Linked DNA regions of Homo sapiens: region 2 is linked to region 1. The links are chromatin loops, found by intact Hi-C in ENCODE. Cell type or tissue: PC-3. All regions are shown on one strand. Links, peaks and the distances in the headings refer to the core of each region. The heading gives the core; the rest is flanking DNA. Region 1 overlaps VPS13D (vacuolar protein sorting 13 homolog D). Region 2 overlaps VPS13D (vacuolar protein sorting 13 homolog D).

Region 1 (10,449 bases), core at 1-4,000:
GGACCAAGAACAACTTCAGCTCCATCAAACAAACCAGAAAGTCCTCCTTTGGCCTAAAAGACATTGGAGTAGAGACATGTGAGAAAAGACAGAGGCACTGACTTTGACAAGTTAACACATCATTTCAAACAAGTTCCTAAATTTACATTCTCCTCTGGAGGGTCATGATCAATGTGCAACAAAGCCTTTACTATTTGTTCAGCTTTGCAGATGATGAAAAACAGGAGAATTACTTCAGTAAGATGAAAAGTTATGCTCATAAATTTTGGTAATTATGAATAAGAGATAATTTCATGCATAGATCAGTTTAATTCTGCCTTTTACTAGTACTAACTTCTTGTCATTAAAATAAACTTCTAAAAAAGTAGCCAAAACTAGCTGTTTCTTTGAGTATTCTTACTAGGGTTTGCTTAAAAATCTGAAATATTCTGAAAATAGAAAATAATTATTATAATCATTCAGCTTTCCAGTAAGAGGAAAATTCTTGAGTTGAAAACCTCCCCAAACAGGCCTATGGCTGGACAACCAATCCAAATACTCAAAAGATGGTGTTTCTTCTAGAATGGAATACAGAGTTGAGAATGTCACCTGATACCCAGTTATTCAGGCTGTTAAAAGAAAAACTTCAAGCCAGGCGAGGTGGCTCAGCCTGTAATCCCAGCACTTCGGGAGGCCAAGGCGGGCGAATCATCTGAGGTCAGGAGTTTGAGACCAGCCTGGTCAACATGGTGAAACCCTATCTCTACTAAAAATACAAAAATTAGCCAGGCATGGTTGCAGGCAACTGTAATCCCAGCTACTCAGGAGGCTGAGGCAGGAGAATCGCTTGAGCCCGGGAGGCGGAGGTTGCAGTGAACTGAGATTGTGCTATTGTACTCCAGCCCGGGCAACAAGAGCGACACTTTGTCAAAAGAAAAGAAAAGAGGAAAAGGAAAAAGAAAGAAAGAAAAAGAAAGAAAGAGAGAGAAGAAAGGGAAGAAAGAAAGAAAGAAAGAGAAAGAAAGGAAGGAAGGAAGGAAGAAAGGAAGGAAGGAGAGAGAGAGAGAGAAAGAAAGAAAGAAAGAAAGAAAGAAAGAAAGAAAGAAAGAAAGAAAGAAAGAAAGAAAAGAAAAGAAAGAAAAAGAAAAAAAGACAGACTGACTGACTTCAGCCGAATTAAATTTAAAGGGGTTTAATTGAGCAATGAACAATTCACAAATCAGGCAGCCTCCAGAATCACAGCAGATTCAGAGAGACTCCAGGGATGCCTCGTGGTCAGAACAAATTTATAGACAAAGAAAGGGAAGTGATGTACAGAAGTTGGAAGTAAACAGCTGGATTGGTTACAGGTTGGCGTCTGCCTTATTTGAACACAGTCTGAACACTCAGCCATCTGTGAGTGGTGGAAGTATGGCTGCTGTGACTGGCCAAGTCTCAGCTATTGTTACAGGCACATACTCCTAAGTAAGGATTTCAATCTTGCCTGCCGATTACTCTAGGTTACAGTTGGTCCACAGGGATTCAATTATAGAAGTACGGAGTCCTTCTCAGGCCATATTTAGTTTGCTTTAACAAGGCCTTTGGAGGAAAACACCTTGCTACATGCCCCAAGTAAATCGAGTCTACAGGATTATGGCTGTGGGAAAGCAAACACAAGGCTAGAGAAGACAATGGCAAAGAGTGTCTAAATCCCCTTTGTTAACTTTTAAATATTGACTCATGAAAAGCAAACTTTGAGCAGGGTTTATAGTACAGGTTTCAACACAAAGAAAGCTTTTTATAGCTATTATAAGTTTAGAAAGAAAGAGCATATACAACCTAATAAGAGCAGTGTCAGAAAATGTTTTAATGTCTTCAATGACTTTATTCAGCATAATAAGATTGAAACAAGCTTACTTCCCTAACCAAAACACATTCTGCTCTGCTGAATACTGTTATTATACTGTCACTAACAAGCAGGGAAATGATGAAATAGATTCACAAAACAACAAACACCAAAAAAAGATTTTAAGGAAGAAAATGCTCCAAGAGCATTGGAATTACATGGGCTTTAGAAACAAACTAGAAGTGAAGTCAGGGTCAGACATGAAACCCACCAATTATAACAAGCCCTCTTTGCCTCTAGAAGTTTGAATTGTATTGCTAATTGAAAATCACAAATCCATTCCAGATGTGTGCTACATATAAGTAAGCAGCTTGTCTTTGATGAAAAAAGCTCAGGGCGATAGAGATAAAGAAAATAAATCTCACCAAAAGCAGTCAGAGGCTCCTTACAGTTTTTGCAAACTGCCCTGGAGTACAATCTAAGTACACTCAGAGTTCTCTATCAAGAGTCTGATAGTCTCCTGTTTCCCTTTTGTGTAAAATCCCAGGCTGGACAGAACTGCACACACAATTGCAGGTGCTAGTCTACTGCATGTCCAAACCTCCTAGACACCTTCCTACTTCTCAGACCCCTGTTCTCATTCCCAGCCTGAAGCCAGAAAGGGCAGAAAATCCAAACCCTTGGTAATTTGCCAAACACATATTTGCTTAGAAAGTAGCTGGGAGTTTATCATGAGGTAGACTGGCTGAGGAGGAAACTGTCCAGCAATCTTCATTCTGACATTTGCTACAGCAATTCAATGCTTATTTAGGCCAAAATGAACAGAATCAAGAGCATGTAGATGCCTGGCGAATGCTCACCATGTCATAGAACCCTTTACAGAGGACTTGCAGCTATGCCATTAACTTCCCAGGTCTAAATCTAATTCATCTAACTTAGTGCTGGACTTTTAAAATTACATAGGTAATTTTTTTCTTTTTAAAATTACATAGGTAATTTTTTTCTTTTTAAAATTACATTGGTAATATATGACATCAAAGAAAAAGTCCAGGTAAGCCATGAAAAACATATCTTATCATCCAGGGCAATCACTCTTAACACATGTATTGCATACCATCTCCAAGAACTTTTCCCATGTAAACATACACAAATGCGGGGCTGGGCGCGGTGGCTCACGCCTGTAATCCCAGCACTTTGGGAGGCCAAGGCGGGTGGATAACGAGGTTAGGAGATCGAGACCATCCTGGCTAACATGGTGAAACTCCATCTCTACTAAAAAATACAAAAAATTAGCCGGGCGTGGTGGCGGGCACCTGTAGTCCCAGCTACTCGGGAGGCTGAGGAAGGAGAATGGCGTGAACCCGGGAGGCGGAGCTTGCAGTGAGCCGAGATTGTGCCACTGCACTCCAGCCTGAGCGACAGAGCAAGACTCCACCTCAAAAAAAAAAAAAAATACACAAATGCACAACAAAACTCTGACTTCCTTTTAACTAAAATGGAATAGAATAAGTATTGCTCTGTAACTAGTTTTCCCACTGAACAATTCATCATGTATAACTTAGTAGAGACTTTGTTTCAAAGAAGGCTCAACCACTGCTTGCTGCAATTGGGGATCAAAAACGACTGACCTGGACGACCAACCCATGTAACCCACAGGTCAGTTTTCCTTCTCGGAAACTCCACGTCTGAGTTGTGCTTCGCCTGCGGTCAGGCTTTCTCAGCATCAGTGGCTCGTATCTGGAAAACGGAATACACAATGAACCATGAAACCTCCGAGTCAACTGTTTCACGCCTGAAGGGAACATGAGGATGATGGCTTTGCTCTTCTTCCTTCTAATGCCCTCCACCCTTAAAACTGAATGGGTAGTTAGCTTGAATCCTAGGGCAGTTAGGTATCTCTTGATAAGAAAAGAGGAATAAAGCAAAATGGAAAAACATGAAGAGGGGACACAAAGTAAGACATTAAAGATTTCATAACACACAGTAATATGGCTTCTTGCATTCTCAAAACGGCAACTTACCATGCAGTATGGAAGGAATAGCTGCTAAATACATGTAAAATCTTTCCAACAGTCTTTTTTCTGTTGTATTTCTAAATTCTTTTCTGTTCTAACTTGTAAGTCAACTAAAGTTTTTCTGGAAATAAGGTATTAACTGAAAACACACTGATTTTTATGGAGAAACTAAGGCACAGGCAAATCAAGTAACTTATTCAAACTTAAAGAGCTAATTTGAATCCAAGGATTTATTCATAAAAATACATCTGATTATTCTCTTAATAATTAATTTCTGCTTTTGAAGGATTTGACAAAGTTATTAGGAAGATGTAAAAAAGAAACTACTTCCTCAGAATAAGGACGGACTGGAATTTGGGTGGAAGAAATAATCACTTTTCACATTATACCCATTTTATTGTTTGAAGTTTCTTAACATCTGCATGGGTATTTCATCAAAGCTTAAAATATTTAAAGGGAAAGCCCAATACTCATATTTGGGAATATGACAGGTTTTTGTCATTGAAAAAAATATACATTTTTACTTTATTTATAGAACTCTTAGTTTTTGTTGTAGATTTCCTCTGAGTCTGAATTTGAAAGCAATGAGCTTGAATCAAAAGTTGCCTAGAAAATTACCTGTTGTCAGTCACTGCAGCGAGACCAGCAATATCTAAGATGGCAGACCCCTCGGTGGAGCGGGCGGCTGAGGGCTTATTGGGATTGTGAGGAACTGAGGAGCCCTCATGGGCCAGCATTCCTGTTCCTGTCATCCTCCACAGCTGAGAACGCTTTCCTGGTTCCTGTTAAGTAGGTACAAGCAAAAAGAGAAAGAGCCATTATGGGCAGCCACAGCTAGCTCCTCACTTCAAGAGCTTCCTCTAGGGCTAAATAAGTTCTCATATAGGAAGTTTATTTAGACGTTTTCCACATTATATAAATGCTTAATTCAAACTTTCATGGTTATCTATCTTTTGTTGTTCTTAGGGTAAAATATGCTAACCTCTTGAACCAAACAACCAAACATTACAAATAATGTGCATTTTAACAAACGTATTATTTTCATAACCGAGTTTTTTTCCTTTTTTAGAAATTAGAAACAAATGGCGGGGCAGCCTCCTACACTAGCTATACTGCCATGATCACTGCCATTCCAGATGATGACCGTCCGGTGCCCTTACCTTAAAGAAGAGTGCAATTACATAAAGACTATACGATATGCTCAATATCTGACTTTGAATCAGAATTTACCAGAGGTCTTCCTCCCCGTCCCGAATGTTTATAAGGAAAGCGTACTATATTGATGGTGTCCAATTTTCATGAATTGATTGTATCACAAGTGTTAAGTTGGTTGTATTCAAGGTTATGCTAATTGATTGCTAGTAATTCTTTTTTTTTTTTTTTTTTTTTGGGATGGAGTTTCGCTCCTGTTCTCCAGGCTGGAGTGAAATAGTGCGATCTCGGCTCACTACAATCTCTCCTCCTGGGTTCAGGCGAATTCTCCTGCCTCAGCCTCCCGAGTAGCTGGGATTACAGGCATGCACCATCACGCCTGGCTGATTTTTGTATTTTTAGTAGAGACAGGGTTTCGCCATGTTGGCCAGGCTGGTCTCAAACTCCTGCCCTCAGGTGATCTGTCTGCCTCGGCCTCCCAAAGTGCTGGGATTAAAGGCATGAGCTACCGTGCCTGGCCAGATTGCTAGTTCTAAATATATTTTCTCTTTAGAAATATTTTGGAAACAGCAGTTGGGCTTCCAGGTCAATCATGAAAGTCTATATAATCCATTATATACTAGAAGTCATAATACTTACTGAGAACTTACTATGCGCTAGACATTGGTCCATAAGACTTACATAAAACAACTCATTTAGGCCGGGCGTGGTGGCTCATGCCTGTAATCCAAGCACTTTGGGAGGCCGAGGCAGGTGTATCACCTGAGGTCAGGAGTTCAAGACCAGCCTGGCCAACATGGTGAAACCCCGTCTCTACTAAAAATACAAAAATTAGCTGGGCGTGGTGGCGCATGCCTGTAATCCCAGCTACTCGGGAAACTGAGGCAGGAGAATCACTTGAAACCAGGAGGCAGAGGTTGCAGTGAGCCAAGATTGCGCCATTGCACTCTAGCCTGGGGAACAAGAGCGAAACTCCGTCTCAAAAAAAAAAAAAGAAAGAAAAAAAGAAAAAAACTCATTTACTGCTGCAAACAATCCAGTGACATATGTCCCTCCTCATAGATGAGGAAGTTAAGGCTCGGTGAGATGAAGTAACTTCCCCACAGTGAAATAACTAGTTAGATGGTAGGTCCAACATGTGAATCTCTGCAGCCTGATTCCAGAGTCAGCACGCTTAACTGCTCTGCTATGTTGCCTCTCTAGCACAATCTGTATCATTCCTTTTCAGTCACACCTACACTCCAGCTAGATCTGCCAGGATCACATACACTCCCACTAGGCAGGAACTCCTCCAGAGCATCAGACACATCAGGGTACCACAAACTCATTTACATGCTACCCCTGGCCGGACAGATAGCTTTTTATCACATTCTACAAGGTAAAAACTAACAAAGTAGCATGAACATTGGAGTCAAAATGCCAGGATCTGAGATCCAGCTACACAATTTACAAGCTGAATGACCTTGGACAAGTTACTTAATCTCTTAGAGCCTCCGTTTCCTGATCTGTCAACGAGAAAAATTGCCTCATGGTTTTTGTGATAAGTGTAATAAATGTAACACGCTTATTAGTACATGCCTGGCACAGGGTAGAGCCTCAATAAATGTTTGTTGTGTTATTATCATTACATCTCTTTACAGACCACTTTATGTACATTATCTTAGCTAATCCTTCCAGCAAACCTGGGAGGTCAGTTGAAAAATGAAACTGAGAGAAATGGGAAATACCAGATACTATATATCTTTAAGTGGCAAAGCCAGAACTCAAACCTAAAAACACATCATGCTGTCTCTGCTGTGTGCTACTGCCTCCTCTGTCTGCAAAAAGAGATGAAGCTAAGCTGTGCTTCCCATCTCCAATTCCCACATGCTTGCTTCTCTGTTCACAGAAACAGAAAGCATCTCTGCACAGCACCAGAAACAACAGGAAAAGCATCTCGGTTATCCTGTAGATGCTGCAGACTGGGAATCAACACAGACATACCCAGGTGAGATCAAGTTTCCATACTGGGATTCCTCTACTGCCTGCCCATTTGTCCAGGCTCATCATAATTTGGAAACTACCAAAATTTCCACTTGAAAATCTGAGATGCACCATTCTCCTTCCAGTTCCCTTCCTCCCTTCCCTAATAATTTAGTTCTAAAATCTTTAGATGGGACTGTGGAAGGCAGAACTCCATGGGGCTTGTGTGTGTGGTGGGGATGGGGGTTGGGGTGGCCCAGTGTGGAATTGTTAAAGCGCATGTGGAACAAGAAAGGCATCCACCTAAGCGATGGGGCAGCCCAGAGCAGGGGCTGAAGCCAAGTTGGGAGGTTGGGGAGGGGTTTAATGGGAGCATCACAGAGGGAGGTGAGGAGGGCATTCCTGCGAAGGACAGGGTGGGAAGAGGGCAGGGCTGCCCAGTACATGGAGATCAGAGCCCAAGGGAAGAAACCAGGGTGTTCATACAGGACATGGGACAACTGTGGTGACGGAGGATGAGTTACACTGTTACATTCAGGGGAACTGATCAAATCAATAAACATATTCTCAGTGCTGGACAAGGGAAGTACAAATAGGGAAAGGGAGAAAATTAGAATGAACTTTGTCATACTGGACTTGAATTGGAAATATTGGTGTGAACTGCTAGATTTTGATATGTAGACATAGAAATAAATATGTACAGTATATAAATATGTACATAAAACACACATATGTATATTTGTGCATACATAGATTAAAAAACCCTAGGTCTGTCTTCTGAGAGAGCCTGGGAACCACAACACCACAATAGCAACAACTGCACCTAATTCATGAATCTCAGGTTTCTAAATTCCATTCTCTGATAGAAGGGATGAGGGCTCCCTGGAGAAATGGCAAATTCCAGGAATGGTGCAGGGAAAAATATAAGATTGACCCAGGATAACTTGCTGTGTCAGAAAGTAAGGAAGTGAGTGAGGGCACATGCTGAAAGCACACGGAAGGTTAAAGGAGCTCCCACTGGCCAAAGATAAGAAAAACTGAGCATCAAAATAAATACTGGCCGGGCATGGTGGCTCAGGCCTGTAATCCCAGCACTTTCGGAGGCCAAGGCAGGCGGATTACCTGAGGTCAGGAGTTCCAGACCAGCCTGGCCAACATGGCGAAACCCCGTCTCTACTAAAAATACAAGAATTAGTTGGGTGTGGTGGTGGGCTCCTGTAGTCCCAGCTACTCGGGAGGCTGAGGCAGGAGAATCACTTGAACCCAGGAGGCAGAGGTTGTAGTGAGCTGAGATCATGCCATTGCACTCCAGCCTAGGCAACAGAGCAAGACTCCATCTCAAAAATAAATAAATACATACATACATACGCATACACATACTGACACAGTAACAGATAACACGCTGAATAAAACAGCAGCCCATACTGAATGACACATATACATATGCATACATATATAGAAAATATGACAAATAGGAGGTTTATGTAGTCTCAACGTACCACGCCACAAAATCTTGACTGATTATAAAAAGAAAAAGAGTAGCCTCACTTCTCAGTGGAAAAGGCTACCACACACCTTCTTAATCAACTGCAATAAGTTAATGTCACCAGTAAGGGGACAAATCAACATCACAGCCCCACTTTGGTAAAATTCTTGCCAATTTTCTGGAAATCTGAGATTGTTTCCAAATAAAAAGTAAAAAAAACAAAAACAAACCAAACAAAAACCTAAAATGTCAAACTTTCTACACTTGGTTTCCAACTAAAAAGGAGAGGTCCATTTCTTCATGCCAGTTCATACACTTTAACCTAATTTTCAATGTCAATGTAACTCTTTTATTACCTATTTACTAGCTGTCATCCTTATCAAGTGAAATAATAACTGAAAATGTTCTATAAGTTATAAAATGTTATATAAAATGTTACAATTATTGCTACTTAATCTTAGAAATTTGTTCTTGTCTGCTTAACAGTCACCCAGCCCTTAGTAATTCCACATATATTTATTATTCACGTTCTGCTGATCACACCTGGTGATCACATCCCACTCCAGAAGTCATCTTACTCCTGAGCTGGTACTCATCCGCCCTAACACTGACCTGGAAATGCCAAGAGGCCTGGGTTCCACACAAGTCCCTATGGCCTCATCATGAAATAAGGACTCTGCACTGGGTGATCCTGAGTCCCGTCCAGTGCTAAAAACCTTGTATTCTAAACTCTGATTGTAAGCTCTCTTACCTTCTTTTTTAAAATGACTCTTTGTGTCTTGGGTGAGACATCCAAAACGAGCTCCGCACAGGTAATGGCCTTGTTGGAAGCCACAGGCCTGCCTGTTCCCTCCTGCAAGCTAGAATTTAAAAAATATATATATTACATAAAAATATATATACAGGTATACACACACATACTCACACATGTATTCAAGTATTAATAAGCAAATGCCCAAAACTTTTATTAAAAAGAAAATTTTTTAAAGGATAGAAGAAAAAGTCTGATGCAAGAGCAGAAAGATCAGGGTTGCATTTTTTTCCCTACACAGTTCCAAGATTCATCTCTCAGAAGACATACTCTGACATTTTTCTTCTCTTCATAATTTTAGTGACTTAAAATTCAGATGCAAAAGTATAACCATATATCTTTAGAGGCCCCCCCACCAAAAAAAAAGGCAAAAAATTTGGCCAGGCACGGTGGCTCCTGCCTGTAATCCCAGCACTTTGGGAGGCCAAGGCAGGTGGATCTGCTGAAGCCAGGAGTTCGAAACCAGCCTGACCAACACGGCAAAATCCCGTCTCTATTAAAAACACAAAAATTAGCCGGGCATGGAGGCAGGCCCCTGTAATCCCAGTTACTCACGAGGCAGAGGTATGAGAATTGCTTGAACCTGAGAGGCAGAGGTTGCAGTGAGCTGAGACTGCACCACTACACTCTAGCCTGGGTGACAGAATGAGATTCTGCCCCAACCCCCAAAAAAAGCAAAAAAAAAAAAAAAAAAAAAAAAAAACCAAGCCAGACAATTCAAGGGACCAAAAATTAGCTTTACTCTGCCAGGCAGATGATCAGCATCACTGCATCCCCAAGTCTTGGCAAGAAATCAGAAGTCCCTTTAGGATGAAAAGAAAACAAAGGGTTCCAATCAACTTCCTCCAATTCAATCGTGTTACGTTTCTCTGAAGCTAAAGAATCCTAAGCTTTATGGAATGTTGCAGCCTGGCTACACTTAGGGATGTTTGGAAGTTTTATTTAGATTATTCTCCTCTTTCTATTAACCCTTATTAGCAAAAAAAAAAAAAAAAAAAGGTAATGGATTAATTCAGCGTTAAAAACTAGTCTTCATGACACCAAAAGCACAAGTAATCTTTGTTCCCCCCAAAGCAGATAAATTATATGTGACCAAAATGAGAAACTTCTGTGCTTGAAAGGACACAATCTAAAAGTAAAAAGAAAACTCACAAAAATAATGGGAGAAAAAAATTGCAAATCATACATCTGGTAAGAGACCAGATATGAAGAACTCTGA
Region 2 (10,449 bases), core at 2,991-6,990, 54 kb before region 1:
TAGTATAAAGAAGTAAAATAAAAGCAGTAACAAAAGTAGAAAAACAAGAGGGGAGGAGGAGAAGAGGTATAGCTGGAGGGGGCTGCAATTTTAGATGGGGGAGGGGATGTCAGGAAGGGCCTCCCTGAGAAAGTGACATTTGGATAAAGAAAATGTAGATGAAAACCATGTGGCCATAGAACATTCCAGGAAGAGAACACTGAGTGCAGAGACCTTGGAGTGGACGTTTGAAGGCAGAGGGTTGAGAAGCAGCGAGAACAGTGTGGCAGGAGCTGGTGAGGGGTGGAGGGTGGTGAGACAGTGAGGCACCAGGTCAGAAAAGGCCTGCAGGAGGCTGACCTCGTGGGCTTCGTGAGGTTGCACAAGCTGGAATTTTCTATGTGGAGTGAAACGGGAAGCCTCTGGAGGGGCTGGGTGACCAAATCTGTTATGTTTTGACAGGATCACTCTAGTTGTTGTACTGAGGTTCAATGTCAGTAGTAGGAAGCAAGGGTGCAAGGAGAAGTGTACTACAATAAAAACCAGGCCAAAGATGAACGAGGACTAGAAGGTGGGCGCGGGAGGGATATGTTCAGATTCGGGATCTGCTGAGGGACTGGACATGCGGCATGACCGAAAGGAGCCAAGGATGACTCCAAAGTATTTGAGCAACTGGCAGAAAGGAGATGGAGAAGAATAGCCAAAAAGCTATGAAGTGGCTAGCGCTATGCCTGGCACACAGGAGAGGATCAAATATTAGTTCTTCTTTACATGTCAAAATTTCAGTTCTGACTCAGAGCACAGGCAGCCAGCTCTAACGTGCAAGCGTCCCAACACTTGTTAACTTCCTCTCAAAACCAGAACACCTCTCATTATCTAATTCTTCTTTTGCCAGGGAGGAGGAGGTGAGATCTTAGGTTTCATGTGGTCGGCAAGGGCTGGGTGCTGATCTGTGTTTCCCCACTGAACAGGGAAGGATCAATGAAAAAGACAAGTAAACCACATGGTAAAAACTCAAGAAAATTTTAAAGAAACAGCATTCTGTGTTATGTGCTGTCTCAGTGTGTTCATGCTGCTACAACAAAATACCGTTAACTGAGTGGCTTACAAACAGCAGAAATTTGTTTCTCACAGTTCTGGAGGATGGGAAGTCCAAGATCAAGGTGACAGCAGATTCGGTGTCTGATTCAATGTCTGATGAGGGCCTGCTTCCTAGATGGCCATCTTTTCACTGTAACCTCACACGGTAGAAGGGTGGGCTAGCTCTCTGGGGTCTCTTTGATAAGGGCACCAATTCCTTGATCTAATCACCCCCAATGACCTCTTGACACCAACACCTTTGGGGTTAGAATTTCAACATATGAATTCTGGGGGGACACATTCAGTCCATAGTATAAGAAAATTTCTCTAAGTCCTATAACAGAGACTCAGTTTACTGAGTTCAGGACATAAGTGATGAGCTACAGATGCTCAAGTTTTAGGGGATGGGGGTGGGAAGACAGCTACGGAACACACATCAAGGTGTGCTAAGAAAGCCAGGGCTAGGAGAGTATATCCAGACTGATATTTTCCCAGGTTTTGCTCAGGGAACCCTTTCATTGCCACATTTGCCAACCAGCTCAACCTAAGTTCAATTTTAGGAGTCAAAGGGCCCAGCCTGTCTCCCATCCCAACAGCTGGAAAGATGCCATCCAGCACTGTAATTTTTGAGCGCAGGGAAAACATCAGGGCTCAAAGGTTCCAAGAAGTCCACAGGAAATCTACCTAGCCTTAGTCTAAACAATTGCAGAAAAACAGTCATTCCTGTCTCAAGATAAACATCCACTTTTAGTCTATACATGGAAAACTAAAACTACGAATCAAAAATTGGATACTGTTAGTTGCCTTGAATGGAAAAAGAAAGGATGGATTTCCAGAGAAAAATCTACTCATTGGAATGGATGGGGGAGGGGAGGGTTGGGTTAGAAAACCATGAACCACATTCCCATATGTAATGTGCTCTTCCCTCTCAAATTTAGCTCAAATCTAGTTTAGCTTTGTGTAAAGAAAATGGTGGAACAGTTGAATGGCCAGTCAAATGGGGTCAGATAGTTTCCCAAAATGTGGTTTGGGGATCAATGGCAAACACTTCATCTGTTGAGCTCCAAATTGCACAGGAAAGCACAAAGAATGCCCCCCTCCCTCCTTTCGTCCTGCCTTTCTAATCAGTTGTTTTAGGGTCTAAAGGCCTTTTCCTTTCACAAGGACCCTTAGTTTGTTTCCTCTGGGCTTTAGGGAGGGTGAATTTCTACTCTAGATGGAGATATTAGGTTAATGAGAAATGCTGGAGGCAGTTCATGACTTTGCACTAGACTGAGTCACTCTGGTCAGAAAGAACAGTTTGGTAACTCTGCAATCTACCTACTGCAAACAAGCCATGACTTGGTTTGGTTTTAGCTCTAATTATATAAAAAGTGAGTCAGGGTTTTTGGGTACCCCCCTCCCGCCGCCACACACACACACACGGTGTGACAGGCTGTTGTTTTTGTTTGTTTGGGCCCGCTCAGTGAAAGGTATAACTGTTTTACCCACATAAAAATACTTGCAAAGGCCAGGAGCGGTGGCTCACGCGTGTAATCCCAGCACTTTGGGAGGCTGAGGTGGGTGGATCACCTGAGGTCGGGAGTTCGAGACCAGCCTGACCAACATGGAGAAACCCTGTCTCTACTAAAAATACAAAATTAGCCAGGCGTGGCGGTGCATGCCTGTAATCCCAGCTACTCGGGAGGCAGAGGCAGGAGAATTGCTTGAATCTGGGAGGCGGAGGTTGCGGTGAGCCGAGATCACGCCATTGCACTCCAGCCTGGGCAACAAGAGCAAACCTCCGTCTCAAAAACAAAAACAAACAAAAAAAAACTTGCAAAAAATAATAGTTAACATTGTATATATGCAGATTATGGTCAAATCATGACAAATAACAATACTAGGCTCAAAAAGTGAAACATTCAGTTAAGTCTCTTCCCCTTTAAATTCACGTGGTGGGTGGGGGCGAAACAAGGGAAAACAAAGGGATGTACAATGAGCCAGTCTTTCCCCACTAGGCCAGCTCCTCATTCCAGAGGCCCACCTGCTAAGCTCCACTGACCCCTCCCTAGTCCTGCTGCTGCACACCCCAGGCTCCCTCCTGCTGGGACTGCTCCCTGTGTGCCTCTTCTTGTCCCCACCTGTCTCTTGTCCACATGGCAAGCATCTCCTTGGACTTCAGGATTGGGCACCGGCGTGCCTTCCCCTGTACAGACCTTCCTTGTCCTGGGTAGAAGAGTCCACCCCTTCCTGAGATCCCCCTACAGGAACCCCCACAGACACCAAACTCAAACCTGGAACACTTTCCCACATGTGTGTGACTGCAAGTCCTCCTCCCCTGCTGGATGGTGACCCCAAGGGGAGAGGGCTTTGTTTTGTTTATGTCTGTGTCCCCTGTGCCTAGCACAGAGCCTGGCATTTCTAGTTGTCCATACATAGTTGTGAACTTGCTCTAGAGACACAATAAATAGACCTGTTAACATGAGGTTATGCTTTTTGCACATAAATCTATAGTCAGCTCGATGTGTAGAGTTAGAGCAAAGTCAAAACTCCTTCACTAAGTGTCTCAGACAGGGTTAGAACAATTTCCTGGTTTCGGCCACACACTTTGGCCTGGATGGTACAGCATCTACAAAAGAGCTAATTATACAACACAGGGTAGCACAGGAAATGACTTTAAACTGTGACTCAAATTCTCTGTATCCCCTTGATAATACAGCCTTACATGGTTAATCCCTGCAAATATATCGCAGAGAGGTTCGAGAATGAAGCCTACTAGATAGAGTGCTGCTTTTGCACTGGTATTAAGAGGACGGGCTCTGAATCAGAGAATCTCGGTTCTTAGCCTGGCTCTCCTTGTAACCTTGGGCAAATTAGTTAATTTCTCTGAACGTCAGTATCCTCATTTACAAACTAGCATTCCACAGGGTCGTTATGAGGATTAAACAAATCAATTTGTATGAAGACTCAGAACAGTACCTGGCACATAGTGAAGCAGTCAATAAATATGAGTATCTTTTTGTTGTTGTTGTTCAGACAGGGTCCTGCTCTGTCACCCAGGCTGGAATGTGATGGTGCAAACACAGCTCACTGCAGCCTCAACTTCCTAGGCTCGGATGATCCTCCCACCTCAGCCTCCCATGTAGGTGTGACTACAGGCGGGTGCCACCACGCCCAGCTAATTTTTGTATTTTTTAGACTTTTTTTTTTTTTGGTCATGTTGCCCAGGCTGGTCTCGAACTCCTGAGTTCAAGCAATCTGCTCACCTCAGTCTCCCAAAATATTAGTACCATTTTTAAAGCTATCCATTCAGTTACTAAATTCAAAACTTATTTCAACTGGGCAATCAGTATCAGTGTCTATCCCATGTTTTCTGTATAGCAATGCTGAGAAATAAAGATAAATGTAATTAACATTTTAAACACTTACGGTAAGGATACACTAACATATTCCGCAGGGCTAAGTTAACTACTCCATTGTAACTATTTATTTCATAAACTGCATGGCAAGCCTGACAAGCCTACTGGTCAACTTTGACAAAAGATTATGTGAGACAAATGCCAAGGAAATACAAAATTAACATTGTTGTTACTCCTTATCAGACCACAGACAAAAACAAACCCACCAACAGTCCAGAATGAAGGAAACAGGTTGTTGGCTTTTGATTGGAATTTCCTAGGATTGTTACCATGTAGTACAAGATTAATCTAAATGTTTCTTTGTGCACAGACAAGCTTATGTGGAATGTATCAGAATAATATAATAAAGGCTTAGGTTTATGTGTGAACAAAACTGCTTTCAAAAATGTATCATTATCAGGCTGATTAAGAAAATACCACAGATTTAAACATACCTGAGGCCTATAAATAAGTTAGTTTGCTGCTTACTGGGGGTGGGGGGAATACACAGGCTAAATAAACAAACGAAAGTACAGGAAAATCAAACACTTTCAAATGAGCTTTCTTCCTTAAGTAGGTGTAACTAAAACCCAGTTGTATGCTAGGACTACTGAGTATTTTCAAGATAGTGCATGCTGTGGCATTTTAAACCACAGAGCCAAGCTGCTACCACCGCCACCTCAACCACCAAACTTTAAGAGCACACGCTGTGCACTGACTCATTTCATCCTCCCAGCAGCACCCTTCACAGCTGGCAAGTGGATTTTCCAAGCAAAAGGGAGAAACCTAGAACACACCACAAATAGGTACCTATTTTTGCCTTGATGTGTCAAAGTCAGAGAAAAGGGCAAAATTCAAGCAGCTGACCAACGGCATTTCAACAACAGGATGTTCCCAGGGAGACTGCGGCAAAAGATGTCTTTCACAGTATATGTAATTCCACAAAAATAGCAGTTAAAACCAATACGGCATCAGGCACAATGAATGACAATTTCAGGTTAGAAATAACCAAATGCTCAGCCTCTAATTTGTTTTCTTCTGTTTTGAGGGATAAAACAGAGGAATAAAGAATGTGCTGGAAATTTGGGGAATGCACTTCAAACTTCTTTCCTCCTCCTCCTCCTCCACACACACACACACACACACTCTCTCTCTCTCTCTCTCACTCTCTCTCTCTCCCCACCCCCTACCTCCTCCTCTTTGTAAAAGGCCTTTAATTAGCTCACATCCTATCCTGGCCAGGGCTGCCTAATACATTCTGACACCAGCCTGTTGGCCAGGCAGTGGGGTCTAAGTGCAGGCCTGATTAGCGGGATCCCAGTGGATCCCCTGCCGCTCTTATCTCCACAGATGCCTGATGAGTTTGGTATCTTCCTCCCAGCCCTCCCGGGAAGCTGCCCCAGCAGGTGCCCATTGGCAATAGTTTTGTGTTACAGGCCTGAATGAATGATCCCCGCAGGAGCTGCCGACTGTTTTCACAGACACAGAAGGCAGTCAAAAGTCCACTGCGTGAACTTGGAATGACCCCAGCTGCAGAGTCACTGGCGGGTTCATCGGGAGGGCAGGCACGCTTTATTAAACAACTAATACTCTTCACAGATAACTTTCCGAAAAAGCAAAAGTGTTAACTCTTTGCAATCTTGCTCTGACAAAACACTTCAGCTGTGGCGGGGCTCCCTGTGTGACTGAGGGTCTGAACCCAAGTGAGGGCTCTGAGATGGAGGAATGGCGCCAGCAGGGACCATGATTTCATCTGGCCTGAAGAAGGGTTGGGACTCAGTCACCATTTGGTCTACTGTTTTGTTGTTGTTTTTTTGTTTTTTTGTTTTTTTTTTTTCCCCAAGCGTTCCAGATTAAAGCGAAAAGGCAAAAAGCAAAGGTTTCGAGCACCTACTCCAGGGAGGACAGTGTGGCTGGGAGTCAGCCTGACAGTTACAGCCCCCAGCCAGGCCGGCTCTCAGCACCTCCAGAACAAGAGGGTGGCCCCTGGCTCATTCTGCCACATGCCTGTGCACCCTCGCAGATATGCGTGGGCCCCCATGGGGCTTCCATTCTAAGTTACCAGGAGAGAAAAGGTACTAAGGTACTAAGCTGTGAAGGCCATTGCAAACTCTCATCACCTGTGGGACTGGTGGGGCAGTCATTTTGTTGGCAGCAGCCAGATGCTGTGCAGTGGGTTCCCTTTAGAAGGAGGACTCAGACGCCAGGCACAGTGGCTCATGCCTGTAATCCCAGCACTTTGGGAGGCTGAGGCAGGAGGATCACTTCAGCCCAGGAGTTAGAGACCAGCCTGAGCAACATAGAGAAACCCCATCTCTACGAGAAAAAAAAATTTAGCCAGGTGTGGTGGTGTGCTCCCGTAGTCCCAGCTACTCAGGAGGCCGGGTTGGGAGGATTGCCTGAACCCAAGAAGCAGAGGTTGCAGTGAGACAAGATGGTGCCATTGCACTTCAGCCAGTGAGACTGTCTTAAAAAAAAAAAAAAAAGGGAAAGGATTCAGAAAAGGAAAGGGGTTCAGATCAAAGTGTTCTCATAACGAAGACAAAGCCATCACAAGTTCTTCCAGGGTTGCTGGACAGCAGGCAACTGGACACATCCACATTTTCAGTGTCCACTGAGAGGTACAGCAAACAGCCACTTCTGTCCTAGGGCAAGAACCAGTACTAAAGATGTTTTCGCTCTTTTCTTTTTTTTTTTTTTTGAGACGGAGTTTTGCTCTTGTTGCCCAGGCCGGAGTGCAATGGCACAATCTAGGCTCACAGCAACCTCCGCCTCCCCAGGTTCAAGCGACTCTCCTGCCTCAGCCTTCCAAGTAGCTGGAATTACAGGCATGCACCACCATGCCCATCTAATTTTGTATTTTTAGTAGAGATGGGGTTTCTCCAAGTTAGTCAGGCTAATCTCGAACTCCCGACCTCAGGTTATCCGCCCGCCTCAGCCTCCCAAAGTGCTGGGATTACAGGTGTAAGCCACCGCACCTGGCTTGCTCTTTTCTTTCACACAGCCTTTAGAAAGAACCCGATGACAATTCTAACAACATACAGAGAAAAACATATGAACATTTAGAAAAATTTTAAAATTCATTTTAACCCACAAAGTTAGATTAATTTTGGCATCACCCAAAGACTATGTGTCTATTAAAGTTTCATCTCTACTACATCTCACCACTGCCCACTAAATCTAATTATAAAGGGATTCCCTATTTCTTTCTTTTCATGGGGGCAGGTCTTGTTCTGCTTTCAGGAGAGATGCAAAAGTTTTGCATGGGTTTACTCACTGGGTAAGATTCTGCTGAAGGACTAGTAATAGAAGGTGCTTTAAGGAGCTGTACTACCTGCAGCCCCTTCCGGTAAGTTGACCTTGACACAGAACAGACTGGTTCAGTGCAACAAACCCTTGAGGGCTTCCTAGATCACAGGCTAAGTGCTTAGGGTTAAAGATACCAAGACGAGTATGACTTAGTCCCTTGTACTCATGGAACTCAGTATAGTATGGGAGACAGACACACAAATGGATAAAAAATAAAGAACGCTGAGAAGATATACAGTAGGCAAGGCTTACACCCTACTACTTTTCTCCCCCTCACTCCTACCAAGCAGGTGCCCACAAGCTGCCGGCCCAGTCTCAACAATCATACTAGATCTGTAGCCAGAAAGCCTGGGTTTGAGGGCTAGCCCTGTGACTAATTAGCTTTGAGAACCTTACAGGGTCTCAGTTTCTCTACCTATAATTTGAGAGGGCTAAAGGCTGGCCTTAAGGTTCTTTCCCAAATCTGCTATCCAAAGAGTTTCTACTGAATATCAGCGATTGTGTTAAGAGTCTGCATCTGGGAAAAGCTATTGTAGCTTTGCCATATTCAGCTGGAATAACTAAGAAAAGTTTTAGTGTTGACACATCTCTTAGGAAGAATACAAGATGGGGTTAAATAGGCAAAAGTTAGAGAGTTTAAATTATCATATGAAATATTATTAAAACTAGGCTTCTCACCAAATTCAATTTTTTAACATAAGTTAGACACAGTTCACTGTTATGTTTTTACCTTTTACAGAGAAACAAGTGGCAAATTCTTCCTGTGTTTAGTCCTAACAACTTTTATCTCTCCATATAATTTATTTGTTGAGGCACCTCAGTTTGTCACGTTAATTGATTTCTAAGCAACTCTTCTGTAGCAATCCTACAACTTTCACTTGCTAATTCTACTGGACACAAAATCCAAACAGGCTGGTAAAATCTATCTGGCTTTGCCCCCTTTTGCTTTGTTTCTTAGTGATCGTAGGACTGGAGATTTGCATGACCCGCTGAGACTATAGAACCAAGCATTCACACAATCTGGCGTGGGTGCTAGGAAAGCAAGGCCCTCTTGGAAGCAAGATGTTTCACAGCTGTCTTCAAGGCATCAGAAGCTCCTCTGGCTCTCCTCTGAGAAGGCTTAGTGTGGTAGGAAAAGAGTGGGCTCAGTGTTTGTGAAGCCTGGGCACCATCCCCTGGTTCCAACACTGACTGCACGGTCTTGGCAAAACCATTTAACCTGTGTAACTTAATTTCCCATCACTGGAAGGGAAATGATAATCATACCTAACCTGCTGGCCCCACTGGGATGTTGCAAGGTTAAATTATCTCACAGACGTGAAAGTGCTTTAATTCCTGAAGGAGGAAAGAGTGCTTTCTAGAGCAGCAGTATGGTCTTTGAAAAGAGCTTGGGGCTGTAAAGAGCCTGGTCCTCTTCCACAAACTCCCTGTTTGACCCTCCAGAAGTTAATTACCTTCACTGTGACTCAATTTCTTTATCCGTCAAATGGGGATAAACTTGACTCTTTAATGCATAAGTTTGTGAAGATCAAATAGTAACAGGAGGACGCTACAAAGGTTGAATTGCTATAAAACTACAAGGAGCCATGAGTGCCTCCTCTTTTATAACTAACTTTGGCATGATCCTTGCTCATTTCCAAGTTACCAATAAAGAGAAAATTACCTCAATGGCCACAATATCCTGCTTTGAACATTACAATGGCAACAAAACTGAGACAAGGGGCTGTTTGGGAAGCATGTTCTGCTTAATTTTCACTTCAGTGAAAACAATTAAGGTTTCCAAACCAATGTTTTATTATATAAATTCAACAGCTTGCAGGAAATGTTTACTTCAAACATTTTCCTGGAATAAAGCAAATATTTCCCATAAATATTATTTTAATTCATTAGATTAAAAGGGACTAGGTTTTCTTCTCCTTCCTCTAAACCAGCTTCCTGCTACCTTAAGCGAAGCCTGGGTCCAATCAATAGTGCCCACCTGGCTTCATGAGAGCCAGGTCAGTATCTGCTAAGCGCTTGCTGTGCCCCAGTGCTGTGCTAGACCTGAGGCATGGGGAAGGGAGGAGAAGAAATAGGATCCTAAAAGTCAATGTCCTTTTCCTGTCTGTATTGCTATAGTACGATTTTGGCTATTCACCAGCTTACAGATATGTTTGGGGGGAAACTTGTAAATAAACTTTTAAAAAGTTTGTATGGGCTAAGTGCAGTGGCTCACGCCTGTAATGCCAGCACTTTGGGAGGCCGAGGTGGGTGGATCAGCTGAGGTCAAGAGTTTGAGACAAGCTGGCCAACATGGCGAAACCCCATCTCTACTAAAACTGTAAAAATTAGCCTGGCATGGTGGTGGGTGCCTGTAATCCCAGCTACTTGGGAGGCTGAGGCAGGAGAATCACTTGAACCTAGGCGGCAGAGGTTGCAGTGGGCTGAAATCACACCACTGCACTCCAGCCTGGGTGACAAGAGTGAAACTCCATCTCAAAAAGAGAAAAAAAAAAAGGTTTGTTTGTTTCCATAAAAAAAGAAAATAGCTAGACAATAACACATTCATTGAATGTACAGCATGTGAAAAATGCTATGCCAGATAAAAGACAGCCCACATGGATACAACCTGGATCACTTTAATTTTCCTTACAATAACTATTTATGGCTAGAGGGGAGACTGGCAAAAAAAAAAAAAAAGTTGTCAGATAAAATCCTGGCC

What was found. A loop is a pair of places that touch in the nucleus more often than their neighbours do. Peaks named below come from ENCODE experiments on the same cell type or tissue, not always from the same donor. Only the 100,000 strongest peaks of a DNase experiment are listed, where the experiment ranks them.
Region 2: it touches region 1 in a loop (4-fold over the local background); 6 of 110 quality-filtered maps call a loop at or near these places.

The regions. Positions count from the first base shown.
Region 1 is chr1:12,372,580-12,383,028 of GRCh38, reverse strand. It overlaps VPS13D (vacuolar protein sorting 13 homolog D), which reads right to left. Exons shown (of 70, transcript NM_015378.4): 55 at 9,171-9,279; 56 at 4,438-4,601; 57 at 3,433-3,541; 58 at 1-53. Among named protein-coding and RNA genes, the nearest start is that of SNORA59A, 130 kb to the left of the region's middle. In PC-3, for the core only: no CTCF peak of the experiment used is centred there; a DNase peak (open chromatin) is centred at 1,628; H3K4me3 peaks cover 600 bases; H3K27ac peaks cover 3,166 bases.
Region 2 is chr1:12,429,086-12,439,534 of GRCh38, reverse strand. The region is part of intron 65 of VPS13D (vacuolar protein sorting 13 homolog D); the gene reads right to left. Among named protein-coding and RNA genes, the nearest start is that of SNORA59A, 73 kb to the left of the region's middle. RefSeq lists a cis regulatory region at 5,971-5,981 and an enhancer at 5,904-6,048. In PC-3, for the core only: no CTCF peak of the experiment used is centred there; a DNase peak (open chromatin) is centred at 5,134; H3K27ac peaks cover 2,010 bases.